Linked DNA regions of Homo sapiens: region 2 is linked to region 1. A link is a loop called in an ENCODE intact Hi-C map of the cell type or tissue named here. Cell type or tissue: gastrocnemius medialis. All regions are shown on one strand. Links, peaks and the distances in the headings refer to the core of each region. The heading gives the core; the rest is flanking DNA.

Region 1 (3,019 bases), core at 297-2,796:
TGCCTGCCGAGCGCCCCTCACTCCCCTAGCCCCTGTCCTTCGCCGCCTTCCCAGCGCTGCGGCGCATCTGGCTGCTCCCGCGCCCCCCTGGCGACCGGCGCCGGGAAGGCACTTGCTTCGCCGGAGCCCCAGGCCGAGGGCTCTCTGGGGTGGGCAGCACCGCCGCAGCCCCCGGCGGCGCAGGACTGGGGGCGTGCCCAGCCCCCGGCGACCACCCTCAGGCGTGCACTGCGCTGCGCCCCAGCGGTAGGGAGAGGCCCACGCTCTCCGCGGAGGCTGCGGGTTCCCGGGGGGCGCTGGGACCTGCAAAGGGGATTCCAAGGTGACCAGTCGACCCGTGCGGACGGGACAGCCTGGACGGAGGCCCCGTGGCATCCACCCATCCTAGGTGCAACCGCCTTCCCAGAACTTTTCTCGCGCCTCCGGCTGGCCGATTCCTTAGCCCCTGGAAAAGTTCTCTCGGGCGCACGGAATCCTATTTCTCGGTGGCTTCCGAAGCTGGCCAGGAACCCCGGCTGTGAGGCGTGGGGTGGGATGGGGACGTGGTGAGGGCTGAGCACGGCGGCGGGGTCGATCCCAGGAAAGGCTGGCCAAGCATCCACTCGTGCGCCCAGGGCGGGCTTGTCGGCATGGAAAGGATTTCGGCGCCATGAGGGTTGTTTGGGTTTCTCTCAGCAGGAGGGCGGGAGGCGGGCGCGAAGGGGGGATTTTAATTTCGCCTCAAATGAAAACGCTCTTCGCAAAGAAATAGCCCGGGCAGCCAGCGTTGGAGAGATGTGCTGGCCAGGACCCGCTGACACAGGTATTCTGGTTGCGCCCCCACCTCACCCGGTGCCCGAGAGCGAGTGTGAGTGTATCGATTGTTTCAATTGATTTTTTTAAAGCTAGATAGCAGAGGCTGCGTGTCTGTACACGCAGATATATACATACACAAATACAGATACTCAAGCGCACACAGATTACACGTACAGAGTCACAGACAAGGACACACACACACACATCGTGGTCCCTCACGCACACATACCTCCAAAGAGCCTTGGGTAACCTGGTGAGGTCCCTGAGTGCTGCCCAAGATGTGTGTGTGGGTGGGGACGCAGGGACGGAGAAAGGGGAGTGTGAAGCAGGATTTCCAGCAGGTCAAGTGCCGCTGATTCTCCTGCCCCCGACCCCAAATCCTTCCCTTTCTCCTCCTAGGGAGGTCTGAACCAGAAATCCCAAACCTGGGCTTGTTTCCACATCCACAGAGGGGAGGAGTCCTATCCCCCGGTGCCCCCCACCCTCACAACTCCTAAAGACTGCAAACGAGTCCCTCCCTCCTGTGCCAGACTCTGCCGCGCCAAGGCGCCGAGCTCGCTCAAAACCCCAGGCAACACTCACCCCCAGGTGGGGCCTAGACCCGAGGCCGCTGCGGGCTCGGGTCTCTGGCCTGCCTGATCCGGGGTTAGGGAACTGGGGAGGGGAAATCCGCGGGACAGGGGGTTGGGGGCGTGGAGTCGCGTGCAGTGCCCCAGACGCGCGGCACGGAGGAGCGGGCGAGGGCGCCCCCTGGACGCCGTAGTCAGTCAGTCCTCTTCTCACCCCGGGCCCCGCAGGAATGTAATCGAGGATGCTGGCCCTGCGGCTGCTCAACGTGGTGGCCCCCGCCTACTTCTTGTGCATCTCCCTGGTGACCTTCGTGCTGCAGCTCTTCCTCTTCCTGCCCAGCATGCGCGAGGACCCCGCGGCCGCCCGGCTCTTCTCGCCCGCCCTGCTCCACGGGGCGCTCTTCCTATTCCTCTCGGCCAACGCCCTGGGCAATTACGTCCTTGTCATCCAGAACTCCCCAGACGACCTGGGGGCCTGCCAGGGGGCCTCGGCCAGGAAGACTCCATGCCCCTCACCTAGCACCCACTTCTGCCGAGTGTGCGCCAGAGTCACCCTGAGGCACGACCATCACTGTTTCTTCACCGGCAACTGCATCGGCAGCAGGAACATGCGCAACTTCGTCCTGTTCTGCCTCTACACCTCCCTGGCCTGCCTCTACTCCATGGTGGCCGGCGTGGCCTACATCTCCGCTGTCCTTTCCATCTCCTTCGCCCACCCCTTGGCCTTCCTCACGCTCCTGCCCACCTCCATCAGCCAGTTCTTCTCCGGTGAGTGGGCCTTGGCGGGCAGGTTGGGCTCTACACAAAGACCTCCCACCCCAAAGGTTGCCGGGCCCCAAACCCCAACCCCAAAAGTTGCCAGATTTAGCAAATAAAAATACAGACCGTCCCGCTAAATTAAAATTTCAGATAAACAACTCATAATTTTTTAGTATAATTATGTCCCAGATATTGTATGAGATACACTGAGAAAATTTGCTATTGGCTATCTGAAATGCAAATTAAGCGGACATGCTGTATTTTATTGGTAACATCCCCCCTTGCCCCCATCATTCTCATCCATCATGCTGTCCATATGCTCACAGAGTTGTGGCATCCAGGTAATACACCTGCTCTGTGCCAGGCAGGACTAGGTGCTGGCCATTCCTCCATGTAGCCCCATGAGGTACAACCATGCTATGACATTCCTCTGCCTGGTCCCCAGTTCTGCTTACATGTCACCCAAGGACTCTGCTCTCCAGAGGTCTCACCAACCAATTGCAGTAATATTGAACTTGTTGCCAGCCCAGCCCAGCAGGAGGCTAAGCTCTGTCCTCCTGCCTATTATGTTTGACCTCACCAGCCTGTTCTCCAGCCTGCTGATGGCTCAGAGCAGAGGGAACGTGGGTGGGAGAGGCAGGTTTTTTGTTTTTTTTTTTTAAGACAGAGTCTCACTCCATCACACAGGCTGAAGCGCAGTGGTGAAAGCAATCTCTGCTTACTGTAACCTCTACCTCCCAGGTTCAAGTGATTCTCTTGCCTCAACCTCCCGAGTAGCTGGGATTACAGGTGCGTGCCACCACGCCACACTAATTTTTGTATTTTTAGTAGAGATGGTGTTTTACTGTGTTGGCCAGGCGGGCCTTGAACTCTTGACCTAAAGTGATCCGCCCACC
Region 2 (2,599 bases), core at 100-2,599, 160 kb before region 1:
AGAAAATGTCAGTTGTCTTTTTCAAGCGTATTATTATTATCATGTTTACAATGGAGTACAATTGGGTAGGGGTTTTGGGATATCATGGGGGGTCCTAATACTTTCCCCACCCACCTCTTGTAACCAGTGCTGGTTAGGAAATCCCGGGACAGGGCTGTCCTTCACATACTCTGTCCTAGAAGGGAGGGCACCAGGGTAGATGCTGCCTGGAAACTATCTCCCTTTCGTCAGTGGTTGCATCCAGTCCTGACCTAATGATGGGAATAGCATATGTAAAGGTTGGCTTGAATGGTCCATACCAGCCAAGAGGATCCTTCCAGGTCCTGGTCAGTTCTAAAGCTGACTTGGAGGGTCCGGTCTACTTGCAGAATAGTCTTTTCCAGATCATCCTTCTACTTCTGAGAAAGTAGAATAAGTCATTCATTCTATTCAAACCAGAAGAGTTGGCCCCTCGTAGGCTTTTCTGGAAGTTAACTTTGCACAGCCAGGCTCATTAAGCTCCATTGTGCTAATCAAACCTGATCAGTGACTCTCAGCCCACTCTGGCTTTGGTTGTTGTGCTTATGCCACATCCACTTCCATCTACCATTTCTTGAGTACATACTGTGTACCAGGTACTATGCGGGGAGCTGGAGGTACTGAGCTCTGTTGGGCTTGGCTGTTAAGGAATATTCACTCTGGCAGAGGAGGCAGCCAGAGAGCCAGAGAATCATAGTGTAGAGTACTAGGTGCTATACGAATAGCAAAATGGTTAAGAGCACTAACATTGACCCAATTGCCTGGGTTAAAACTGTGCCCCACTGCCTGCTAGCTGTATTACTCCACCTCTCTGTATCTTGATTTCCTCCTGTGCAAAAAGAGGACCTAGTGACAGGATCCTCTGTGTGCTGTAGTGACGGCTAGAAGAGTTAATATATGCATCGTACTTGGAATGATGCGTGACGCATACATAGTAAGCACTCGGTAAATGCTGCCTTCGACAAGGGCAGAGGTGACACAAAGGAGAGGGCTGCCTGAGTCCAGGGGCACCTAAGGATTCTCCTTTTACTCCTGCCTGACTGGTCACTTGTGAAGAAGGAGCCCCCACTTACCCTGAGCCCTGTACTTAGCCAGGAGCACTATGGACACTCTCCCCTGAAGAATACCCTGCGCCCTCAGACAGTGCTTTTCCTGCCGTTCCAGGGGTTTCACAGGCCGCCTCCTCCATGGAGCCACGCCATGGTCCCTTGAGGCTAAGAGCCCCCAAGACAGGGCACAGCACAGCCGCTCCAAGTCTGAGAACTGCCCTGTCCCCTGCTGCGCTTGCGTTTGGCTTTGGTTCCAGCTGCCAAATTGAACTCCGTCTTGTTGATTTTCAGGCCCTTCTCTGCCCCCTGGTGGTTCTGGCTCAGCCTGACTGGCGTTAGTCTTGCTGGTGCTTTAGGGGTCAAGTTTGTTGGCCTCTTTATCATCCTTCAAGTGGGGCTGAACACCATTGCAGACCTTTGGTACCTGTTCGGAGACCTCAGTCTTTCATTGGTGAGCACCCAAGGGTTTGCTGTGGAAATGTTTTTGCTCCCTGATGTTGCTGAGTAGGAGCTGGTGGCCTTCTCTGTCTCTACTGCAGGTGGCAGAGTGGCTGTGTTCTGGGTCCCAGGTGGGCTGGACCCCCCAACCTCCGCAGACAGCAGGACATCAGGGAGTGGGCCCGGCTGAGGACTGGATAGGGTTCAAGGGAGAGGATAGATTAACATTCTTGGAAGTCTCTTTTTGCATTTGTTTTATAATGTCTGTCTTTTTTTTTTTTTTGAGATAGAGTTTCACTCTGTTACCCAGGCTGGAGTGCAGTGGGCCGATCTTGGCTCACTGCAACTTCCGCCTCCTGGGTACGAGTGATTCTTTTGCCTCAGCCTCCCAAGTAGCTGGGATTACAGGCACATACCACCATGCCCAGCTAATTTTTGTAGTTTTAGTAGAGATGCGGTTCTACCATGTTGGCCAGATTGTTCTCAAACCCCTGACCTCAAGTGATCCGCCCGCCTTGGCCTCCCAAAGTGCGGGGATTACAGGCATGAGCCACCGAGCCCGGTCTGAACTCACAATTTTCATTTCCTGACCCACGGTCTCCATATTTGGAGGCCAGTAAGGGCCTTTACAGTTTATTATTTATTAAGGGCTGATTCTATGCCAGGCACTATGCGAAACGCTTTACCTTCATTATCTCATTTACCCCTCATAATAGTCCTATGAGGTAGGGAGTTATTACCCTGATTTTCAAATGAGGAAATCAAAACCTACAGAGGTAATGACTTCCCCGAGGCCATCGGGGAGTGAGAGGTGTATCTAGGAGTCACAACCAGGTTAGGTTGGCCCCAGGCCATCACTCTGCTGTGGTGCTGCTCCATCACCTCCAAACCAGCTCCTAACAAGTTTATTCATTCATTCATTCATTTATTCAGAAAATGTGTAAAGATCATCCAGCCACTGTGTGTGAGGTGCTGGAATATACAGATGAATATAATATGGTCCCCACCCTCTGTGGTCAATGGAGAGAGAGAAATAAGGAAGCAGGCAGTTACAGTCAGCCAGGAGTGCTGGGAGAGCACAGAAAAGGGCACTC

The links. A loop is a pair of places that touch in the nucleus more often than their neighbours do. Peaks named below come from ENCODE experiments on the same cell type or tissue, not always from the same donor. Only the 100,000 strongest peaks of a DNase experiment are listed, where the experiment ranks them.
Region 2: it touches region 1 in a loop (2.8-fold over the local background); 7 of 110 quality-filtered maps call a loop at or near these places.

What each region holds. Positions count from the first base shown.
Region 1 is chr14:77,138,326-77,141,344 of GRCh38, reverse strand. ZDHHC22 (zDHHC palmitoyltransferase 22) reads left to right here. Exons shown (of 3, transcript NM_174976.2): 2 at 1,593-2,132. The coding sequence starts at 1,607. Among named protein-coding and RNA genes, the nearest start is that of ZDHHC22, 2.0 kb to the left of the region's middle. RefSeq lists enhancers at 36-599, 600-1,163, 1,301-1,850. In gastrocnemius medialis, for the core only: a CTCF peak has its summit at 1,537; no DNase peak of the experiment used is centred there; H3K4me3 peaks cover 1,168 bases; H3K27me3 peaks cover 2,307 bases.
Region 2 is chr14:77,300,009-77,302,607 of GRCh38, reverse strand. It overlaps POMT2 (protein O-mannosyltransferase 2), which reads left to right. Exons shown (of 21, transcript NM_013382.7): 6 at 1,359-1,518. Among named protein-coding and RNA genes, the nearest start is that of POMT2, 20 kb to the left of the region's middle. RefSeq lists a silencer at 1,357-1,416. In gastrocnemius medialis, for the core only: a CTCF peak has its summit at 1,392 (motif pointing left); a DNase peak (open chromatin) is centred at 1,347; H3K27ac peaks cover 1,630 bases.